Linked DNA regions of Homo sapiens: region 2 is linked to region 1. A link is an interaction called in ENCODE POLR2A ChIA-PET data of the cell type or tissue named here. Cell type or tissue: Panc1. All regions are shown on one strand.

Region 1 (8,000 bases):
ATTTAAACTTAAAGTCTCTTAAAAAAGAAGAAATACTAAAGAATATTCATCTACATTTTTCTTCAAGTTCTTAAGAAGTTTGTAGCTGGATGTCTGTACTGGATTTGTTTACATATTAAAGAAATGCTATAGGAATTGAAAGGAATGACCAGCTCTCCCCTGCTGTGCAAAATGACCTCCTCCTTTAAAGCTCATGCCTTCTGTGGATAGTCTCATCAACTTACAACCTTCCAAACCAGCCTAGCCGTGGATTTCTTTCTTATGCTATCTTCTCTTTCGTTAATCAAAAAGTTTTTTCACTTTATCTTTTCATCCACATACATACTAGCTCCAGTATCTTCCAACATTAAAGAAAAAAAAAAGTCTATTACCCCTTCTAGCTCTGCCACATTTCTTTGCTGTTTTATACTGCAAACCTCCAAAAGTTATGTGGACCTCTGCATTTTTCACATTTTCACCTTTACTCACTGGCCAGCCCACTCCAATTTGACTTTAAATTTCATCTATGGTGAAGCTCTTCTTTGTAGTTAACAACTACCTCTATGTCATCAAATCGAATGAGCATGTTCTATTTATCTTCACACTTCATGTCTTTTCATCATTTTAGTGCACCACTTACTGTATTTCCTTTCTTCAAACACTTCTTTAGTTATCAGGAAACCTCACTTTCCCTGATTTCCTACTTTTCACTACCCATTCCTTTTCAGTCTTTATTGGTACCTTTTCCTTTACAGTACCTCTGTGTCTTTAATGTTGTCTAAATTTAGGGCACAGTCTTTGCCCTCTCATCTTTAATGCCCATATTCCTCCAAGGACACTTGATCCATATTGTTGGATTTACATGTAATAACACCCAAACCTCTTTTCTGAGCTTTAGGCTCATTTATCCGATGACATGCTTGCTGTTTTCATTTACCTGTCTCACTGGCATGTCAAGACTAACATTCGCAAGTGAACTATTATTTCTATTACTTTTCTCCATCAGCATCCTGATCTTCTGTTAAGTTTTGCATCTCAAAGGATCACTTTCTCCTCCAGTTAATATAGCTCAAATTCAGGAGTAATCTTAATTCCTTTCTCTGCCATAACTCCACATGTAGTTAATCTGCAAATTTTGTCAATTCCAACTCCAAAATTTACCAAGCAAGCATTCATTTCTCTTCATCTCCACTAACAACATTTTTCCCCAGAAAACATTCATATCCTGCAGGCAGCATAATCTTGAGATTATTAATCAAATTATGAATCGGAATCCACTCCACTATTCTTTGGTATCCACAAAATTGTTTTATAGAATTCTAATAATGAGGTTCAGTACATGCTACCCCAAAATATTTTAAGCTGAAGGAATCAAAGAAAACCATGGGGGCAGGGAGGTCTCTTTGACCTTCCCTCATGTCTTTCTTTCCTGAAGCCATAAAACCCTCAGAGAAAGGAAGGAAAGGAACATCCTCATCTCTGAAGATACAGGGATACAAAGAAAAATCTCAACAAACAGGTCTTGCTGAGTTTCCCCCAGCTTATCTCCATCAGATGAAGCTTTTTTAATCCAATCAGACTTTTCCACAACTATCTACTTGCCCATCAAACCTAGCATAAAAAATACACAAGGTGCCCTGTTTCTTTGGGTCTTCATTTCCTTATGAAGGCTCTCGTGTCACATAAAACATATATTAAGTAAATGTATAGCTTTTCTATTGTTAAACTCTTATTATAGGAGTCTCAGCTATGGAACCTAAAATGGGATGAAAAGATATTTTTTCCCTACAATAGTGACCCAGCATACACATAGGCAAATAAGATTTTTAGTCAGTTAAATAGAAGAGAATGATGAGATTTTTTTCTTGGAATTAAGAAACAATTTTATAAAATAGTAGAAAATGCCAGGTGTGGTGGCTTCTGCCCATAATCCCAGCACTTGGGAGGCCAAGGCATGAGGATCACTTGAGCCCAGGATTTCAAGATTAGCCTGGGCCACGTAAGGAGACCTTGTCTCTACAAGGTCTACAATTAAAAAATTATCTGGGCATGGTGGCACACACCTGTAGTCCCAGCTACTTGGGAGGCGTGAGCAGTGATTGTGCTACAGCACTCCAGCCTAGGTAATGGAGCATTTCTTCTCACCTTCCACATATCTCCCAAATCTTATTAAATTATTACTTTTACATTAAGGTTTGTCTTATGTTCTATAATAATAAAAATTCTGACAGTATTTAATACTGATTTTATATTTTGATGGATTAAATTTTATCAGCAATACTTTTATGATAGCCCCTTCATTACTTTATTTCTTTTTTAATTTTTTTCTTTTTAATTTCATAATTTGATTGGATTTTGTTAAGTATGTTGACCAAGGAGGTGGTAGAATGCTCTAATCTGAGTTGTTGTATGATTAAGAATATCTGGCCTTTTCATTTTGGACTTGAAGGTTGCCCTGGCTAATTATGTATTATTTTCCTCAAAATTTTGGGACATTGCTTCACTGTCTTTTGTCATTCATAGAGGCTAGTAGGAAGTCTGAAATCAGTCTGTTTCCAGTTCATAGACTCCTCCTATATTGAACTGATTTTTTTCCCACTGGTTTCCGAATGATACATTCTTCATTCTTGAGATTGAAGTAGGAATAATACATCTTGTACATCTTATTTTTGATTGTTTGGTGTCTTTATATTAAAGTTTTAATTTTATTTCAGAGATATAATGTTTCTGCATATTTTTGAGAGTGTGTGTATGTTCTCTCTTCATCAGGAACATCACGTTAATTGAGCTACATTTTCTGTTTTCTATAACTGGTATTTTCTCTTTATTACAGTCTTTTTTTTAACATTTCATTTTGCATGATTTCCTAAAGCCTGTCACTAATAATGTCCTTTTCATATGCATCTGTGCTTTGGCTGTGTACATGTCTTTCTTCTCCATTCTTATTTTCACCTGATTTTTTTCTCTGTTTTCTGGCAACTTCCTTGTCAACTTATATCGGTTCATAACATCAGATTCTGAACCCCTTTATCTTTTATTTTCTTTCACTTTTTGGGGAGATCTCTCATCACCATTTTGAAGAACAGATCTGTAATTTATCTGAGACTGAAGAATAATGGGTATTATTCCTTTTATTTTAGGATCTCATGTGTTTGGTTAGTTTTTCTTCTTTCACCTTTTGAAAAATATGGATATGGACGGATTCCTGAATCTCTGAATAAGCTAGTGATTTGATGGAATATAGGGAAGATTAAAAGGAGAAGATGCTGAGGTAGCTTGGAAACTTGATGAATAGTCTCAAATATCTTACAAAGTGTGCTTCCTTTCAAACATTCCAGTCAGTTTTTTTAGCATTCAAGCAGTTGATAAGACTTAGGGTAAAAAGGATTAAGTCATGGTTTGTCTTGCAATTTGATGATTACCATTTTTGCTTTCTTACTGGGATTTATTTTGTTTCATACTTTTAGCTAGAAGTTATTAGGAAAAAGTAGAAAGCTGCAGGTAGTACAATTAGCTTGTACTTCAAAGCCAAAATAGGCAATGTCAACATAAGTGTTCCTGAAAATATATGCAGCATCTGATTATCCCCTAGATACCTGCTAGCTATTCTAAATTCTGGTCTTAAGTTATTAGAAAATATGAAGAAAAGAAAATATGATGTAAACCAGTACAGCAATACAGAGAGCAGAAAATACTCTGATATTTAAACAGATACCCTAAAGTTACCATTTGCACATGAGATATATTGATTATACAACATAGAATTTACTGTGCATCTGACTCTATTAAATAGGATATTTGCTGTTTAACATAAAGTCTATCTTATTTTTTGAGCCATGAAGTAAGTATCAAAACTATCATGTGTAGAAGTAACATATTCTAATAAGTAGGACCTCCAGCCAAGATGACAGAAATTTAGTCATTTTTCCATTGTGTAACTTTCAGCCAATTATTTAACCTCTAAGCCACAGTTTCCTCATCAATAAAATAGGACTAATATTGTTTCCAGTAGCACAAGTTATTTTGATACTTAATTGAAATTATTCACCTAAGACTTCACTGAGGCTTTTGAGTAGACTCAGGCTTAAATAAAGGACAATGAGTAATGTCACATTGTTTACAAACTGATATTCCCATGTGAGCTAAACAAACATAACTCAACTTTTATTGGCAATCAAATTTACTTTCTTTTTTTTTTTAACTTGGTTTCCATTTCCCCTGTTTGCTTTGTAGTGGAATCTGCAAGGTATATAGCAACCTGTCATTATCAAACACATTTCACATACACATTGCCAATACATTTCATTGAGACTGATTGTGTTAGCAAAAGTGCTAATTCCCTATTGGAACATAATTTTAAAGCTTTGCAAAGTGAATACATATGAACTATTAAGTAAGGAGGGCAGTACAGAATAAAAATATCCATTTTGATAAATTGTATTCTTGCTTTATGCAAATATATGGAAACATATATTATAAACATTATATATATAGTTTACATATGTTTGTACAAAGCAAGAATATAATTTCTCAAATGAATATCCAATTTATTCATTCTGATAAATATCCAGTTTATCAAAATAGATATGTTTACATATATTCAGCATGCTGAAAACATGTTTTCATATGTAAACATTTGTATGTGTATATATATTCAGCTATGCTGAATATATATATGTAAACATATATGTTTATTCAGCATGACTTTTAAGCTCTAGAAATGTCCTGAAATCATTACTGCAATCTTAGTGTTTCTATAAATGTTGGAGTTTGTTACCTTAGAACTCAACAATTGGTGAAATCTAATACATTTTATCTTTTCATACTTTTATTTGAAAATCTGAGGTATTTATGTTCTGAGCATTTTGGGTTTTGAAACAAAGAGCATTAGTTACACTCAGGAGAGGGTAGATTACAGAATGAAAGTTGTAATAAATTTAAACTATCTGTGTGGCCCTATTGCTAAATTCTTTTTTCAAAGTCCTATGCTGAAAATGACTAGATCATATATTCAAGATAACGTAAGCCTGCTTCTTTGGCTAGGAGGGAATGGAATGACCTGACAAAGAGTATTGGTGTTTCTGTTATTTTAGTATCATAGATGTTGATCCTGAGGCTTCCCAGAATTGTCTCTATTTTTACAAGGTTTTCTCTGACGTTCTGATTCATAAATTTAATAACCTGGATTTTAATCCTCGAAGTTTCTTCTGTCTCACAAGTCTTTATTTGTGGTGGCAATGGGAAATGGTGGAATACATGGATATGGTGGAAAAAGACATGAATAATTTTGATCCACATATCAATAAAATCACATTATAAGCCATTTTCATCAAACTGCCCACAGGATAAGCATGAAGAGAACGTTGTAGAAATTTAGATCATGGGATTCTCTGGTGTAGGGGCTTTATATGGCCTACTTGATTTTGTTTCTTTTCACAGTATTCTGAAAATGTCAAGGATATTTCATTGATGATTATAAATTATCTTGAGCCATGCTCTGTTGACTCACAGTAAAAACAGCATGACAAGAAAAGCCAAGGTCTAGCTACAAAAGCATTGCTTGGCCATGTTGCAAGCTTTGTGAATTTAGAAAGACAGGCAATTGTACCATAATTCATAGCTATGGCTGAGAGAGCCATGGAGCCGTATCCTCCAACAGCTTTACATTCCTTTAGAAGATGTAAGATTCAAGGCTACTTGTTGAGCAAATTAAATTCATCAAAATATTTTTATTTCAAAGAATATAAAACATCTATTGTGTGGTTTGATAGGAAATTTACTTAATTATGTTGATGCTAGTCAGTTTGGTAATGTGGAAACTAAAACATTTAAGCAACTTTCATGACAGATTAATAATGCATTTATAAACAGGGGCCTTTGAGAAAAAGTTCAACCACATTTAACTCAAGAAAAAGTTAAATCTACTCAGCTTTTCATTTCAATTTACTTGTTCACAAAGAAAAAGATTTAAAAAAACGTTTAATATCTTGATTATACTTGATATTATGCACATTGATCTCTCTTATTAAAAGAAAATAAATTTATTTACTATTATACTAAAATTATAGTTCTTATTTATATACTTTTAAAGATATACAGTCAAATAAAATGGGGAGGATATATAATTTTCTTTTTTAAAAATAAGTGGACTAACAATATATTACTTGCGAATGTAGAGCAAAAGTTGATTACACAGAGAGAACTATTTGAGTTGCTTCAAGATTGATTTATCACGTTCTCCCTTGGAAAAGACTGATCTATAGCAGTAGTTTAACTGCTTTCAGGCTCCCTTGGAGCCGTATTTGTGGCCCACAGCTGGGTTATAAAGGGCTTCCTGCTGGGATAACTGATACCAAAAGTAAATAGAAAGCTAGAGTAAAGAGAAGTCAACAAAACAAGTAACTAAATAGCCATGATGACACTGATTGTAACTAAATTTAAAAGCAAGATTTTCTGAATTAAAGTAAAAGCATGGAAAATTAAGTTAATCACATGGTATACCAACATATTTCATTTAAAATTATTTTTTAAAAGTATGCCATTAAATATTATGTAATTACATTTCAGGTACAAATATTTTAGACCTTATATGCTAACACCAAATCTTATGGTGATATAAAAATTCATTTGTAATTCTAAACCCACTTTTTAATTTTTAGTAAATTGAGTGTTACAAGAATTAGGTGAGAGGGTAAGTAAAAATATCAATGTGTGACTATTAAAAGTATCAAAGTGAATACATTGACTAGTATGCAGGATATATTTCTTAGTATTATTTTACTGACTACTTGACTGTGTTTTTCCTCAACTTGTAGTTGTCTGTTTCAGCTGCTCTTTGCAAAATACACAGTAATTAAGACAGTAATTTTTATACTCTTTCTTCATGCTGATGACATCTTATATTCTGCACCTTTTCACTCTTTGTCATTTTTTAAAATGTCATCAGCATTATGCTTTGGTTGGCTAGTAGTAGGGAGATTTGCGGAAGCAGAGACCACTTTAGAGTCAAATCTAGCTTTGATGAACCAATTTTCTGTTTGCTAATAGCAAAAAATACCACCTGGGAAGCTCCAGGAGGGAACCTTTTCATACAGAAGTTGAGAGAGTTAGGATTTATTATTCTTATAGTTAGATATGCTTGTTTATAAATATATTTATTTACACAAAAAAATGTATGGTATATTTGTAGTGTTATATTAGTAAATGAAAATGTAAATTTGCTCTAGAGGAAGTAACTTGAGCATTTGTGGTTGATAGACCTGGATTCAGATTTCTTTTTTGGTACATACTTACTTTGAGACATTGGCTTACCTACCTGAACATCAGTTTCCTCATCTGCAAATTGTAATAATGTATATCTTTTTAATATTTGTGGTGAGTACTGTATGAAATGGTCTATTAGTCGGTTCTTGCATTGCTATAAAGAAATACCTGATACTGGATAATTTAAAAAGAAAATAGGTTTAACTGGCTTATGGTTCCATAGGCTGTACAGCAAGCATAATGCTGACATCTGTTTGGTTTCTAGGGAGACCTCTGGAAAGTTACTATCACGGCAGAAGGCAAGGGGGAGCAAGGCATCTCCTGTGGTGGGAGCAGGAGCAAGACAGAAAGGGGAGGAGGGAGGTGCCACACACTTTACACAACCAGTTCTCCTGAGAACTCACTCTCATGAGTACAGCACCAAGGAGATGGTGCTGAACCATTCATAAGAAACTGCCCCATGATCCAGTCACCTCTCACCAGGCCCCATCTCCAACACTGAGGATTACAATTTGACAGGAGACTTGGGTGGGGACGTAGATCCAAACCATATCAGATAGTTTTCATATTGAATCAATAAATGGATAGATACCACATTATCATTATTGCTTATACCTTGTTTTACTAGAAATGACTCTACAAAGACCAACTAGTGTTCATTTTTTATAAAAGGCAAAGATTTATACAATCTGAAAACAGAATATGGCATTCAGTTTCTGAATCAAATTTTATACCTCTTTAATTTCAGTACAATACTC
Region 2 (8,000 bases), 540 kb before region 1:
ATTTTACTGTTTCCAGCAGATATCTTCAAGACTGTCTGTTGCTTCTTTAAACATAGCACAATCGTTTCATAGTTTGAATCTGATCATTCTAATTTCTTCAGCATGTGAAGAGCTGTTTCTGCTGCTGCTGCTATTGTGCTTGCTGAGATCTAAGACATTTCTCATCTCTGAGATCTACCTACACTTGGGGCCATTTTTCTGGTTTTGTACTTTAAAAAATTTTAAAGAAATCATTTGAAGCCTACAATGTTGTAAATAAGATACTTCCCACATTTGCTTCTGGCATGTATGTGAGGTCATGATCAGTTTAGGACTACCTCCAACTAAGGCCACACATTTTCTAGGCCAGAGACTTTTTTTTTTTTAACCAGACTGTAATTTTGTGTTATCTGTTTTATACCTGGTTTGTTGTAATTTTTAAGGTACCATATTTATAAGAAGTTCTTCTCTTAAGTCTGCACAATCCATTATGATTGTCCTGAGTCACTTGTGATTTATTTAGATATGAGTTTAAGTGATCTACTTAATATTACAATACTTACTTTACATTATTAAGCCATATAAAACAGTTAATTTTAAAAAACTAAAGCCATAACTATTTTGTTTAATTCAAATAATATACAGTTCCATTAAAGAAGAGAATTCCATTGTAATACTTTAAAACTTGAACAATGAATATGCTAATACCCTAAATCCTACTGACAATGCACATCCTGGTAAATGTAGTTTATTTTTTAAAATCCATTTATAAAATCTAGATAGCCATCTGTCTGCATTTTTGGTTTTTTTAAGAATGGAAGATGATAGGCATATCACAAAAGCACTGTAACTGGAAATATTGCCTACTGTTCTGAAGCAAATACCTCCTGGGAGCTGCTGTGATCCTACTTTCAATTTTAAGTTTAAAAATCAGAGAGAAAAGTTTAGTATTGATACTAAAAAGTATTGTTCATTTAAACAATTCATATCCTTGATACAATTTAACAAGCAGTGAAAAGTAACAAGGTGTTTTATCAAGCTTTGAACTTTAGATGATGTCTTCTAAAACAGGCTCCTAGAGAGCGGATAGACAGGAGAAAGGGAAGGATGCAGTGTTTAGAAGGATGGGAACTAATCAGTGAATATGTCTGCTCCAAGAGGATGCACCAGGAATCATTGTTAAATCTGTCTATTCCCATTCGAGCCCTAATTCCAGTGTATTTCTTTAAATAAGGTGAAGATTTCAAAACAAGATTTGACCAGAACTAGGATAACTTTAAATTCATCCTTTTAACCATCTGGGCAGTAACACAAACACAGAAGAATGTCACAAGGTCTTGCTATTTATATTGTGGTTCATGGCTCATGGAACTTATTAGAAATGCATATTCTTGGGCTCTGCCCCAGATCTACTGATTCAGCATCTGATCTTTAACAAGAATTCCCAATTTAGTCATGCCCAAAATAAAGTTTTAGAAGCACTTGCCTAAGGGAATTAAATATTACCTAGTGAAGCTTGTAATATAGATATTATATTAATAAATATTATCTTAGTTTAAATAGCATAAAACATTTCCATTTGCTTAACCCTACTGGTCATTTCACTAACTGCTAAAAAGTATGAATAGAGAAATAAGATGTACAAATGCTTACAAAATGTATATCAAGGAAATTTTTATTGGTGGGTCCCTTAACCTCATAAAATAAAAAGATGTTCACAAGGCAGGCATGTGTACAAAAGTAAAGAGATAGGAGAAATAATAAATAACTATAAATACAGTCCTGTCTTGGAAAGTGTATTGTACTTTTTAAAAGTTATATAAGAATCATTTGAGCTACTAATTATGCTTCCTACTTTTTTAAAGTTATCTAAGAATCATTTGATCTGCTAATTCTGCTTCCTAGAAATTTTTCATAAGAAAAATATCCAAAATTAGACATCATAGCATTTTTTTATAATCTCAAACAATTAGAGACAAATAATCGAAGTAAAGAAGCTATAAATTGTAAGATGTCAGTAATATGGAACACAGAATTAGAAATGTAGAAACAGAAAATGTTCATCATACAATATCAAGAAAAATAATCAGACTACAAATCTTGTTATTATCCTATTGTATAAAATGTATTTATATGAATGAAGACTAGAAGGGCATTTAGAAAAAAATGCAATATCACTTGTTAGTGTCATGAAGTGGTAGTATTATTTTCCCATTTGTAATGATAAAATTTGCAAGATAGAGGACTAACTCCTGGAAAAGCAAAGACTTCTGAAAATTTGCTCTTGCATAAAAGCAATGATAACGCTGGCAAACACTGTCAAAATGAACATTTTCAGAATTCTGGAAATTAGCTAAAGTCATGCAACAATCTGAGGAGCATTTACTCTAGAAAAACAATTGAATCTTAGCATGAACCTTGAGCTTTATGGCATTTAATGTGTCTTTTATGTGCTCCTTTCCCCTGCTCTGCAGTAGCCTTGGAAACCAAAAGTCTCATAACTACAGCAGTGAAAACTAGCAGCCTAGCAAGCCCTTGCAGAGGCCAACTGGTCTGGAGTATCCCCAAGCCCCGCCCTCAAAAACCTGTCACTATTTGACCTATATGGCAGCTTGCCAAGAAGCTCCATCCTCAGGGGCTTCTTTTCATTTGACCTGAATCAGAGATCCCTCTACATGAACAGCACTCTTTTCAGGACATTAGTACAAAACACCAAGTGATAATTATTTGGAAAAGCAGGAATTGAACGTCCATAGAGGGCTATGAAAAGCTCAGATGTTGCTGGAAATTTAGAAGTCCACGCATGTACTCAGTGCTGTGCCTATGACCAAGGAAGACAGAAGACAGCCCAAATCTCTTGCCTCTGGTTGACTTTGAGGTTCTGTGCAAGTTGGAAGTGAAGACTGAGAAGGAGTTGTAAATTGCCTTCAGGAGCATTGAAAACGTACTGTTACTGGAAAGGGTTCCCCATCCAGACCCCAAGAGAGGGTTCTTGGATCTTGCGCAAAAAAGTATTCAGGGTAATTCCATAAAGTGAAAGCAAGTTTATTAAGAAAGTAAAGGAATAAAAGAATGGCTACTCCATAGGCAGAGCAGCAGCCTAAGCTGCTGCTTATTTCTTGATTATATGCTAAACAAGGGGTGAATTATTCATCAGTTTCCTGGTGGGCAATTCCCAGAACTGGCAGCTCCTCCCCACTTTAGACTATATAGGGTAACTTCCTAACATTGCCATGGCATCTGTAAACTATCATGGCACTAGTGGGAGTGTCTTTTAGCATGCTAATGCATTATAACTAGTGTATAATGAGCAGTAAGGATGACCAGAGCTCCCTCTCATCACCATCTTGGTATTGGTGGCTTTTAGCCGGCTTCTTTACTGCAACCTGTTTTATCAGCATGGTCTTTATGACCTGTATGTTGTGCCAACCTCCTATTTCATCCTGTGACTAAGAATGACTAACCTACTGGGAATGCAGCCCATCAGGTCTCAGCCTTATTTTACCCAGCTCCTATTCAAGATTGAGTTGCTCTGGTTAAAACGCCTCTGACAATACCCCAACAAACAAACAAACACACACACACACACAAATACACACACACACACACACACACACACACACACACAGCCAGCCCTTGGCAAGAGCTGAGAGATTTATTTATTCAAAGCATTCCGGGGAATCTCTGTTCAACCATTACCTGACCACAAAGCTTAACAGAGCAGAGACTTCAGTGGCTACACATAATAAAGAATACAGACTTTAAAGAATTAGTTCCAGAAATCCACCACAACAAGAAACAGCAAAAATAATAAACCTGAAGAAATATCTAAATTATACAGTTGGTGCATTATATTATTTAACTTTCTAGTTTTTAACAAAATAATTAGGAGACATGCAGAGAATCAGGAAAGTATGGCCTACACACCGGGAAAAAGCAGCCGATAGATACTGTCTCTGAGGAAGCCCTAGACATTGGACTTTCTAGATAACCTTAAACCGTTTTTTATAAATATGCTCAAACCATTTTATGTAAATATGAGGACAACTCATATAAATGCATTTTAATATTCTTTCAATTAGAGAAGAGCACAACTTATTAACAAACAAAGCACTGACATTTTAGGAGATTTTTTTAACTTAATAATATTTAATAGCTAGACATGTTAAATGAAGAAGAATATTAGAAAACAATATTCTTATTTCAGGTAATTACATGAAACTGGATGAGAGACTTGAGGCCAGGAGATTGAGGCTGCAGACCCCATCTTTTAAGAAAACAAATATCTTCCTGGTGTTGCTATAAATACATCTCTGTAACAGGTAGAGTTCACCTGTAAGTGCTACTTTGTATTTTGAAAAAGAGACTAGGGAAAACCAGGTAAGTAACAATGCTAGAGAATGATTAACTTCTAGACTAAAAAAATTATGTAGGTAAGGACATTGCTATTCACTACTGGATCCTGAATACTTTGCCCAGAAACTGTCTGGAATATGTGACAATATTTGTTATAAATGAGTACACATGCATTTAATGAATGAATGATATATCACATTATCATAATCAGGTATTCTATAAAAAACCTGAGATCAAATTGGATTTATTCAGCAACAACAAACTATGAACATTAAAACATAGATTGGGACGTCATGTAAAGCAGGCCACTCATTACGGGTAGTGACCAAACAGAATACGGATGGCCATTTGTCCAGTGTTGCTTTAGGAAGGATTCAGGTTATGAGGAAGATTCATAACTTCTTTTCCAAGATGACGAAAGAACCTTGGACTCACCAAGTCAAACCTCAAATAACAGAAAGTTATTTTCCCTAATTTACAAGGCCTTGCTCATTATTATGCAAATAAGAAGGCACACTTTACCCAGATATTAATACGGGATATTTCCAAGCCTACTACAAGAATGTTTGAAAAAAGTTAGAAATATAATGGGAGTATATAATCAATGGGAATGTTATTAGGAAATAAGAAAATAAATTTGTGTACTTTTTCTTTAAATTATCTATGGATGGATCCACAATAAGGGCTAAAATTTTAAAAAGAGCGACAATATTAAATGTTGATGAGGTCGTAGAACAATACAAACACTCACATATTGTTAGTGGGAGAGTTAAATGGCACAACTTCTTTGAAAAATGATCTGGCTTTTTTGTATAAAATTAATTTATATATGCCTTATACCCCAGGAATGAAAACATATATTTATAAAAAGAGGTTTTTTTTCTTTACATATGGGGTCTCAGTCTATTGTCTAGATCGGAGTGCCGTGGTGTGATCATACCTCACTGCAGCCTGGAACTCCAGACTTCAAGCGATCTTCCCATCCTAACCTCCCAAGTAGCTGGAATTTCTAGTGTCAGTCCTACAAAAAGCCTTGTACAGGAATGTTCATGGCATTTTTATTCATCATAGAAAAAAACTGGACACAGCCCAAGTGTCCATTATTAGAATGAATAAACAAATTGTGCTGTATCCACAATGGAATGTTACACAGCAATAAATGATTAATGTACAACAAGAATGAATCTCAAAAATATTATGCTCAGTTTTTTTTTTAAAAGCCTCACACAAAAGCCACAAACAATTCCATGTGTATAAAGAATACATGAATGATTCCATTTATGTGAAGTTCTAGAACAGGTAAAACTAAGTTATAGCAGAAAAAAAATCACAATGTTCTTTAACTCACAAAGGATGGGGAGGAAATTGATTAGAAAGAGGCATCAGAGAACTTTCTAGGGTGACGTTACTCTTAAGATTGAATATTTCGTTGTACGTAAATTATGTTACAGAAGACATTGACTAGTCTACTTTTGCTGTGCACCAGTATATCCTTGGAGCTGGGCATTCTGGGTGGTAACTTGTAGCATGGAACTAGTAGTCATATGAAGGAAAGAATGAATAAATGAATTTAGAACAGTCGATACAAACTTTATATCTCAGTTTTGACACCCAGTAACTGATGGCTTTAGATAGCTATCTTCCTTTCTTGAAGTATATCAGTTTTATAAAACAATGTGTATACAGAAACATGGAGATAGAATTGATTTCACATAGCTTTTAGCTGTTGAAGGCAAGATGGCATTTAATTAGATATTTCCTCTTGTGTATTTGAAGTTTTGTTAAAGTATATTTCATACAGTGAATAGTTACAAAAATGGAGATTTTAATTTTGGAAAGGTATAACATTTCAGTTTAATTTGCCTTTCTCCTCCCTCATCCTGAAAAACGGAACAACCATCATCATCAGCTTTGTAATTGCAGCCTCACAACGTGTGATGACTCAACACTTCTTCTCTTCACTTAGAATCTCATCTCACTTCCAACCATCCTCCTTTTAAGAACGCAACCAATCCAAAGATGCATCCTGCTTCTGACATCTTGCCCTGAGAACTCCAGAGCCAATGCATAAGCAAAACAATTTGCTCTCACTTTCCCTAATAAGCTGCTGTTTAGAAATTGTCAGTGCAGTGTTCTTCTTTGAGGCATTCCTTGTGGCACACACTGTTATCAGAAAAGAGGTCCCAGTCCGGACCACAAGAGAGAGTTCTTGGATTTCACACAAGAAAGAATTTGAGGCGAATCTGTTAGAAGTATTCAAACCAGCGCAACTCCATCTTGAATAGGGGATGGGTAAGATAAGGCTGAGACCTACTGGGCTGCATTCCCAGGAAGTTAGGCATTCTAAGTCACAGGATGAGTGAGATAGGAGGTCAGCACAAGGTATGGGTTACAAAGACCTTGCTGATAAAAGGATTGGTAAAGAAGTCCAAAACTCACCAAAACCAAGATGGTGACAAAAGTGACTTCATCCTCACTCCTCATTATATGCTCATTATAATGGATTAGCCTGCTAAAAGACACTCCCATCAGCACCATGACAGTTTACAAATGCTATGGCAACTTCAGGAAGTTATCGTATATGATCTAAAAAGGGGAGGAACCCTCAGTTCCAGGAATTGCCCACCCTTTTCCTGGAAAACTCATGAATAATCCACCCCTTGTTTACCATATAATTAAGAAATAACCATAAAAAAAGCCAAAGAGCAGCCCATGTTGCTGCTCTGCCTATGGAGTAGCAATTATTTTATTCCTTTACTTTCTTAATAATCTTGTTTTCACTTTACTGTATGGATTCGCCCCAAATTCTTTCTTGTAAGAAGTCCAAGAACCCTCTCTTTGGGTCTAGATTGGGACTCCTTTCCAGTAACAAAAGTGAAAGCAAGTTTATTAGGAAAGTAAAAGAATAAAGAATAGCTACTCCATATGCAGAGCAGCAGACTGAGCTGCTGGTTGATCATCTTTATGGTTATTTCTTGATTATATGAAACAAGGTGTGGATAATTCCTGAGTTTTCTAGGAAAGGGGTGGGCAATTCCTGGGGAACTGAAAGTTCCTCCCTTTTTTAGACCATACAGGGTAACTTCCATGAAGTTGCCATGGCATTTGTAAACTGTCGTGGCACTGGTGGAAGTGTCTTTTAGCATGCCAATGCATTATAATTAACGTATAATGAACAGTGAGGACAACCAGAAGTCACTTTTGTCACCATCTTGGTGGGTTTTGGCTGGCTTCTTTACCGCTAACTGTTTATCAGCAAGGTCTTTGTGACGTGCACCTTGTGCCCACCTCCTACCTCATCTTGTGACTAAGAACACCTTAACCTTCTGGGAATGCAGCCCGGTAAGTCTCAGCCTTACTTTACCCAACCGCTATTCAAGACGGAGTCAGTCTGGTTCAAATGCCTCTGACAGCACTGTTATTAAAACTCAGTTTGTTTATATAGTAACATATTATTTTACTGTAAAGGGCTTTCCACACATTTTATTGTGATGAAACTGGAAGAAGCTTTCCTTAAGTAAAGGAAACATTAGAAGAAACTCATCACGGGGCCGGGCGCGGTGGCTCACGCCTGGAATCCCAGCACTTTGGAAGGCGGAGGCGGGCGGATCACGAGGTCAGGAGATCGAGACCATCTTGGCTAACACGGTGACACCCCCTCTCTA

The links. Peaks named below come from ENCODE experiments on the same cell type or tissue, not always from the same donor. Only the 100,000 strongest peaks of a DNase experiment are listed, where the experiment ranks them.
Region 2: POLR2A ChIA-PET joins it to region 1 with 15 read pairs; 2 of 35 experiments call an interaction of 5 or more read pairs at or near these places.

What each region holds. Positions count from the first base shown.
Region 1 is chr7:82,154,654-82,162,653 of GRCh38, reverse strand. All of the region lies in intron 4 of CACNA2D1 (calcium voltage-gated channel auxiliary subunit alpha2delta 1), which reads left to right. Among named protein-coding and RNA genes, the nearest start is that of CACNA2D1-AS1, 150 kb to the right of the region's middle. In Panc1, no CTCF peak of the experiment used is centred here; DNase peaks (open chromatin) are centred at 4,143 and 6,343; H3K27ac peaks cover 1,244 bases.
Region 2 is chr7:82,695,500-82,703,499 of GRCh38, reverse strand. It overlaps a transcript of LOC105375376 not described here. Among named protein-coding and RNA genes, the nearest start is that of CACNA2D1, 260 kb to the right of the region's middle. In Panc1, no CTCF peak of the experiment used is centred here; a DNase peak (open chromatin) is centred at 3,429; H3K27ac peaks cover 352 bases.